2 separate regions of the Homo sapiens genome follow, and region 2 is linked to region 1. A link is a contact called in ENCODE Hi-C data. All regions are on one chromosome and are shown on one strand. The core of a region is the stretch at or near the end of the contact, and the rest is flanking DNA. Distances in the headings are between cores, read along the strand shown.

Region 1 (4,278 bases), core at 1-2,500:
TTTTATTTTCCTTCCTTCCTTCCTTCCTTCCTTCCTTCCTTCCTTCCTTCCTTCCTTCCTTCCTTCCTCCCTCCCTCCCTCCCTCCCTCCCTTTCTTTCCAGATTCTGGACCTATTCCAGACTTACTAAAGGAAATTCTCTAAAGGTGAGGCAGTTTTTTAAAGACAGCAGCTCTCTCTGTCGTCCATGCTGGAGTGCAGTGGCCCGATCATAGCTCACTGCAGCCTCGACTTCTTGGGCTCAAGTGATCCTCCCCCTTCAGCCTCAATGAGTAGCTGGGACTACCGATGTGCACTACCACGCCCGGCAAACTAAAAAAATAATTATTTTTGGTAAAGACAGGGGTCTTGCGATGTTGCCCAGGCTGTTCTCAAACTCCTGGCCTCAAGTGATCCTCCTGCCTCAGCCTCCTAATGTGTTTGGATTACAGGCATGAGCCACTGAGCCCGGCCTAGCTACCCTGTCTGAGTTGTGCCCACTACACAAAGGTGTCAGCTACATGTGATGTCTGTGCATTTCTGGCCTGGACCGCACATTAAGTGCTCCGTAAACATCAGTCTCTATTATCAACAGTCTCTATTATCAATCAGTCTCTATTATCATCAGTCTCTATTATCATGAGTCTCTATTAAACAACAGTCTCTATTATCACAGTCTCTATTATGTGTTTTGGCTGAAAGAAAGTTCTCTAAAACCAGGAAATCAGGAATCAGCAGTTTTAAGTTCTCCAGGTTATATTTTAACATTGTGTTCATATGCAAAACAAAGGTTGTGAATCAGCACGAATGCTGGCAAGCCCTGGAAGGTTTGTGATCACGGACTTTCACGAGACCCCAAGGCAAGGAGAGACAGAAGCCCAGGACAACAGCATGGGCGCCGCTTTTTAGTCGGGCGCCGCTTTTTGGTCAGGCGCCACCTGGACTACATTTCCCATATCCAATTGCCGGGCTCCTGCAGGATTGGCCAGAACAACGCGGAAGTGATTACGGGTCGCCCAGCAACGGGCGGAGTCCTGGCCCGAAACTGGATGCGCACGCCCCTTCCCTGCGGCGGGGAGGCTGACAAGGCTCCGCTCTATCTCTAGCGCCTCGGAGCGCTCTCCGGCTTTGCTGTCTAGCCCGGCGGCAGCGCGATCTCTTAGGCACTTTCACCGCCTTCCTCTCCAGGCCCTGCCCCTTTGACGCCGGCCGTCGCGATATTGCGGAGACTGGATTTCAGCTTCGTGGTCGGCGGAGCGGCCCCTGGAGGGCGCAGTGCGCAGGCGTGAGCGGTCGGGCCCCGACGCGCGCGGGTCTCGTTTGGAGCGGGAGTGAGTTCCTGAGCGAGTGGACCCGGCAGCGGGCGATAGGGGGGCCAGGTGCCTCCACAGTCAGCCATGGCAGCGCTGCGCTACGCGGGGCTGGACGACACGGACAGTGAGGACGAGCTGCCTCCGGGCTGGGAGGAGAGAACCACCAAGGACGGCTGGGTTTACTACGCCAAGTAAGGGGGCCGCAGTGGGGCCGCGGACGCACCTGGGACCCTGCACAGCCCACGGACGCCACCTGCGCGGGGAGGACGCGCACTCCAGCGCAGCGCGTGCGGTGCAAAGTGAAAGTAACTGTTAAGGAGCTTCAGGGAAAAGGGTCCAGGGTTCCCAGTAGGGGCCGGCCCCCTTGGTGGGCCTCGGGTCCAGCGGGGGTCACCTGGTGGCTTCCCGGCGCGCCCTCTGCTGTTCAGGATGCAGCACTGCGCGGCGCGGCGAGGGCAAAGCGGCCTCATCCCCGCCAAAAAATAAAGATGTTTTAAAAAGCGCACATGCTCAGCTCCCTCCTGCAGGCTCTGGGTTGCAGGGATAGGAGTTTTGTTGTGTTTTGTTTTGTTTTGTCCAGACCGGTATTGCTCAGTCATCCAGGCTGGAGTGCAGGGGTGCCATCATAGCCCACTGTAGCCTCTACCTACTGGGTTCAGACAATCCTCTCATCTCAGCCTCTTGAGTGGCTGGGACTACAAGCGTGCACTACTATGCCCGACTAATTTTTTAAGTATTTGTAGAGACTAGGGTCGCACCATGTTGCCCAGGCTGGTCTCGAACTACTGGGCTCAAGCAGGCCACCTGCCTCAGCCTCCAGAATTGAGATTACAGGCGTGAGCCACTGCGCCTAGCCAGGAGTATTTTTTAGTAGCAGTCCTAGATAGCTTCACTATCATTTCCTGGGAAAGTTTTGGAAACCCCAGCAGAGCCTTCATCTTTAACTGTGTGACCTTGGGCCATTGAAATAACGTTTAATCTTGGTTTTTTCACCTGTAAAATGGGTTGATACGAGGGTCAGTTCAGGCACTGTGCGTAAAGCACATAGCACCGTGTCTAGTAGGTACTCTCTGTTCCTTAACTGTCGTTCCTTGATTGCTCTTAAGATACGACAGTGCCTCTTATATCGGCACCTTAGAATCACCTAGGAAATGTCCTAAATACACGTTTTGGGTCTCCATAGAGAACCTACTGTAGCCGACTCTCAACTTTGGGAGTCTCTTTTTTTAAGCTTTCCAGGTGAGGTGGAATATCACCTGGTTTTGAGAAACATGGATGTAAATCTGATTTTCAGCATCTGGGAAACTTTTTTTGTAAGAGCCTTTTTCTGGGCCCCACTTCCAGAGGGTTTTTCTTTTTTTTTTTTCTTTTGAGACGGAGTCTTGCTCTGTCGCCCAGGCTGGAGTGCAGCGGCGCGATCTCGGCTCACTGCAGCCTCCGCCTCCCGGGTTCACGCCATTCTCCTGCCTCAGCCTCCCGAGTAGCTGGGACTACAGGCGCCCGCCACCACGCCCGGCTAAGTTTTTGTGTTTTTAGTAGAGACGGGGTTTCACCGTGTTAGCCAGGATGGTCTCGATCTCCTGACCTCGTGATCCTCCCGCCTCGGCCTCTCAAAGTGCTGGGATTACAGGCGTGAGCTACCGCTCCCGGCCTTTTTTTTTTTTTTTTTAAAGACAGGGTCTCGCTCCGTCGCCCAAACTGGAGTGCCGTGGTGCGATCTCGGTTCACTGCAACCTCTGCATGCCGAGTTCAAGCGATTCTCGTGTCTCAGCCTCCCGAATAGCTGGGATTACAGGCGCCCGCCACCAGGCCTGGCTAATTTCGCGCTGTTGGCCCGGCTGGTCTCCAACTCCTGGCCTCAAGTGATCCGCCCACCTCGGCCCCCCAAAGTGTTGGCATTACAGACAGGAGCCACTGCGTCAGCCCAGAATTTCTGATTTAATTGGTTTGGCCCCTCCCCTCTCCCTTGGTAGGTTGTAAAATCTTCCCTCCCAGGTGATTCTAATCTATGCAAGGATGTGAACCACTGCTGCCTTTGGTGGCAAGGTAGAGGAAAAACAACCAAGTTCTGATGAGTTCATTCAAGACACACACAGGTATTATGTGACAGGCCTTTGGCTGGCACTGGTTATACCGAGGCAAATAAGAGCCAGTTGTCATCCTTAGGACCCAATCTTATTAGGGCACAGTGACATGTGTAGGAGCGTCCCCACGCAGTGTGTATACCAGGAAGTAGTGTGTCTGGCATGAGGTGTGTGTAGGTAGTTGGGGGGGTCGTGAGGGAATATGGTGGCACCCTCACAGTAACCTTCACTTCCTGGGCTCAAGCGATCCTCCCGCATCAGCCTGTTGAGTACCCGGGACCACAGGTGTGTGCCTCCACACCCAGCTAATTATTACATGTTTTGTAGAAATGGGGTCTCACCATGTTGCCCAGGCTGGTTTGAACTCCTGAACTCAAGCCAGCCTCCCTCCCGAAGCACTGGAATCACAGGCCTGAGGCACTGTGCCAAGCCCAGAGCGGTGTTTTGAGCTCAAGTAGAGGTGGGTGGGGCAGGAGGGCAGTCTAGGTAGAGGGAACAGTGAGAGGAGAGACCCCCTGCATGGCCTGTCCAGGGGCCTGTGATCTTTGTGAGGGTCCAGGAATGTGAAGGTTAAGGCAGGGAAGGGAGGACCCATTTCAAGGATTTCTGTGCCTTGCCGAGAAGCTTGGGCTCTGTTGGCAGAGCCAGAGAGTGGCATTCATTCAGCTTGTGAATTCTGGAAGAATTTCTGGCTCTGGAGAATTAAAGGGACATTTCCAGCAGCAGAGCTCCAGTAGCCTTTGCAGGGACGGAGGCAAGCTCCTGAGCGGGCACTTGCTGTTCCTCTCACCTGTACATCTGTTGGGGAAAGGCTCCTTCTCATCCTTCAGAGCTGAGCTTACATGTCACTGCCCAAGAGACCTTCTTAACTGTGGGTGTCCCCTCGACCTTGTACTAGTCACC
Region 2 (4,278 bases), core at 1,248-3,747, 2.5 Mb after region 1:
CTCGAGTCAAAAGCCACTGAGGGTGCATCCAGGTCCCCTTCTAAATTTAGAACATTCAGCCAAACCATTTCTCCAGCTCACCGAGCGTCTTTTCCCTTGGCTGGGGAAAGCCAGGGGGCTTCTGAAAGCCAGGGACACAGATGGGAGGTCAGATCCAAACCTGCTTTGCCTCCATTTTTGTTTCCATTGCACTGGGGCCAAGACACTCCAGGCCTTTCTCATGCCTGAGACAGGAGAGTGGGGTATAAAGCAATTTGAAGTCAGAGAGGATGTTCAAATGTTGGCACTGGCTGCTGATTCTAACCAGCCTAAGATCTCAGACTAGCATCTTAAGCTTCCTGTATCTCATTTCCTTCATCTATAAGGTAAGAAAACCTTGGGCAGGTGACTTTTACCCAGGTGAGTCTTCATTTCATCACCTCTTACAACAGGAAAGGAAGGCTTCCCAGGTATCTTCTAGTCCCCAACCCTCAGTTTCCTTATATTTCTTTTTCTTTCTTTCTTTCTTTCTTTCTTTCTTTCTTTCTTTCTTTCTTTCTTTATTCTTTCTTTCATTCTTTCTTTCTTTCTTTCCTTCTTCTTTCTTTCTTTCTTTCTTTCTTCTTTCTTTCTTTCTTCTTTCCTTCTTCCTTCCTTTTCTTTTTTTTTTGAAGGTGTTTCACTCTTGTTGCCCAGACGGGAGTAGTACAATAGCATGATCTCGGCTCACTGTAACCTCCGCCTCCTGGGTTCAAGCGATTCTCCTGCCTCAGCCTCCCGAGTAGCAGGGATTACAGGCATGCACCACCATGCCTGGCTAATTTTGTATTTTTAGTAGAGATGGGGTTTCTCCATGTGGTCAGGGTGGTCTCGAGCTCCCGATCTGAGGTAATTCACCCACCCCAGCTTCCCAAAGTGCTGGGATTACACGCTTGAGCTACCTTGCCTGGCCAATTTCCCTATATTTCACAGGAGAGCAAGACTTACTAGATATCTTCCAGTCCCCAAGCCTCAGTTTCCCTATCTTTCACAGGGAAAAATTACGACTCAGAAAAATTCCAAGAGGGTTAAGTACAATGGCAAGCCAAGAGTGCCTAGCCCAGGGACATATGGTGACACTCAATCCATGTGGGTAGAACCAAGATGGAAACTAGAATCTGCAAGTCTCTATTCTGAGTCTCTCTTTCTCTCCTTCTTTTTTTAATAACTTCAACACACGTATTTAAACATTGCCTATGTGATCCCCAGCCCTATTATTAGTCCAGAGATAAAAACAGGGGTCAGAGCAATTGTAATCAAAAGCCATTTCTCTATCCCCGACCCTGGTGCTATGGTGTGAATTTTTGTGTTCCCCTAAAATTCCTATGTTGAAATGTAACTGCCAAGGTGATGGTATTAGGAGGCGGGGCCTTTACGAGTTGATTAGGTTATGAGGGCAAATCCACCATGAATGGAATCAGTGCCCTTATAAAATAGGCCTGAGAGAGCTCCCTGCTCCTTCCATCATGTGAGGACGCAGTGAGAAGGTGCCATCTGAGAAAGTAGGCTCTCACCAGACATAAAATCTACTGGTGCCTTGATCTTGGACTTCCCAGCCTCTAGAACTGTGAGCAATGGATTTCAGTGGCTTATAGGCTACCCAGTTTATGGTATTTTGTTATAGCGGCCTGGATGAATTAGTACTATCTCCTTCATTAATAATAATAATAATAATAGCTAAAAGCAATTGAGCACTTACTATGTACAGACATTGGGTTAAGACTTTACATAAATTATATAATTAAATCAATTACCAATGGTTTATATATATGTCAGAACCTAGGGTCATTTGATACAACAATAAAAATATAAAATAGCAACAGCAATACAAAAACTTTCCTTCTCTGACTTAATCTTCCCATTATCCCCACTATATGCTACCAGGGGCATCACACATCAGCTCAAGAACAAGCCCCTTTTAGGTATTCCATGGAGCCTGCCATATAGTCCTGCTCACCAGCTCCAGCGCCATCTCTCTGTGGAAGCGTCCATTGCTGTTCCCAAAGCCCCACTGCACTGCACTATGTCCTCTAGCTTGACGCCATCATGGGCTCCAACAACCACCCCTGGTGGGAAAGTACCTATCCCCACTCGGGCTACATCCTGTTTCCCTGGTTAAAAAACACCACGGCTCTGTGCTTGCAGCGCCTCACCAAGTTTTGATATGAAGCAGCTCTTTGGTTCTGTGCTCAGGTTTTACCATAGCTGCCTTGCTCTAGGGGGAGTTCAGTGGGGAAGCGCCTTCCTCAGATATGGACCTCTGTTCTTGCAGCAAGCTTTTGGCCTGGATTCAATCTTCCTTCAGAATGTTTCTTTCCCAGGAGACCCTGAGCAAAGAATCTCCATGAGGCCATCCCATCATCTTCTAGACAGGCCCAGGCATTTCTGACTCCTGCGGTGAACACAATAGTTTGTGCTTCCCAGCTGGGACTCACACTCAGAAGATCAAGCTTCTGGCCAGCCATGTAGCGACTCAAAGCTTGTGGTTGTCTTCTTAGTACTGGGTTGGTTTTGAAATGACTCATCCACAGCGTCTGGCTGCTTTTTGTGAGAAACTTTGTGCATTGTTGAGGCAAATGGTTAGCATGAGGGGTTCATCTCTGCTCATGATGATTGTTCAATACATGCTCAATGATTTAGACTAAATTTCACTCATGCATTCATCAAATATGTATGAGCTTCTGCTCTGTACACCCTACAATGGCCCTAGGATGGCATTTGGAGACACTGATGTGCAAAACATAGTCGCATAGCTGAAAGGGTCAGATATTCATTTATTCAAAAAATGGGCACAAAAATGTACAAAATGCAAAAAATATCTTCCCTTGTGGAACTTGCATTTGAGCATGAATAAGTACATGCAATGAAGTACCAAGTGGAGCTGCTATCAGAGAACTCTGGAAGAATACAACAGGGTGAAGAAGAGGAATGATTAATTCTATGTGGAGAGGGGAGGAGGATCAGGGAAGGCTCCTGGCGGTGGGGGAGAGGGGTGATCCCTGAGTGAAGTCTTGATAGAATAATAGGTATTAATAGGTTTTGAAGACAAGGACACAGTGTAAACAAAGGAATGGGACTGCTGGCTGGTAGGGGAAACCAAGAGTAGATTGTAGAAGTTGGAACATTGAGTACAGGGAGAAGAAGGAGTGGCATCATGAGAAGAGATGAGGTCTATGAAGACCTCAAAATGAGAACTTCTAGTCCGTGGTTCCCTAGGAAACTGAGCCCGAGGGTAAAGCTTTCCAGGGAGTGCAATCCCTGGGAAGTAGAAATGAGGGAAAGGGGGAGTAAGTAAGGGAGGCACTGGGAGCAAATAGAAGGATGTCATTACCCAACTGGTCATGACTTGGTGACAAGATGATCTCTTTGGCTTTACCAGGCATCTTTGCAGAGAACGTGAGAAAGATTGCATCTCTGAAACATCCATCTAAGCGAGGGAAGACAGGGGACTTTACACAAGGCTTCCATAAGGCATTGGTCAACATTTGCCCCATAGGTGATTAACTCCTGCACTTCTGATGTGTAAGCACTGGGCATGTGGGAACACCAGGTGGATCATGTAGTGTCTTGCACCTGGAGGAAGCCCCTGGGCAGGAGAAAAGAGGGCCATGCAGGCTCATGGCCGGAGAGACCCTAACAGTAACTGGGATTTGGAGCAACAGTAGAGGCATGCTCCTCCCTTTGTAATTCAGGCCCAGCTGACGAGCATTAACATCAACACAGACCTTAAGACTGACAGAAAAGACTCTTTAAGTCTGATAAGAAACATGTATATCTATTCTCTCTGAAGCCTACTACCTGGCTTCCCCACCTGCTGCCTCAACAACCTGGCTATAAAACTAGGGAACAATATAAGACGCTGCTAGGGCTGCCCCAGCTAGAAAGCAAGGCAAGTGCTCAGATACAGGATGGTATTTAAACTGAATCTGGTACAAAGCCTTCAATGGATTTTAATCTGTAGAGTAATGTATTCGAATTTGTGTTTTTAAAAGACCACTCCTGGATTTCTCAAAGAACTGAAAGTAGATCTGCTATTTGATCCAGCAATCCCACTACTGGGTATCTACTCAAAGGAAAAGAAATCATTATATAAAAATGATATCTGCTCATATGTTTATCACAGCACTATGCACAGTAGCAAAGATAGGGAATCAACCTAAATGTCCATCAACCAATGAGTGGATAAAGAAAATATGGCATGGATATACATATGTACGTATATACCATATAAAAGTGGTGTATACACACACACACACACAC

What was found. A loop is a pair of places that touch in the nucleus more often than their neighbours do. Pooled maps may share reads with other maps.
Region 2: a pooled map shows a loop between it and region 1 (17-fold over the local background). The contact joins the enhancer-like site here to the promoter of WWOX in region 1. A Hi-C loop is called at or near these places in 9 of 50 pooled maps.

Annotation. Positions count from the first base shown.
Region 1 is chr16:78,098,404-78,102,681 of GRCh38, forward strand. It overlaps WWOX (WW domain containing oxidoreductase), which reads left to right and starts at 1,251. Exons shown (of 9, transcript NM_016373.4): 1 at 1,251-1,482. The coding sequence starts at 1,376. RefSeq lists an enhancer at 1,485-1,984.
Region 2 is chr16:80,578,159-80,582,436 of GRCh38, forward strand. No RefSeq gene overlaps it. Among named protein-coding and RNA genes, the nearest start is that of LINC01227, 7.5 kb to the left of the region's middle. RefSeq lists an enhancer at 2,019-2,508. Within about 2 kb of position 2,498, at least 3 of the 41 ENCODE cell types and tissues checked have a DNase peak (open chromatin) inside an H3K27ac peak, as active enhancers do.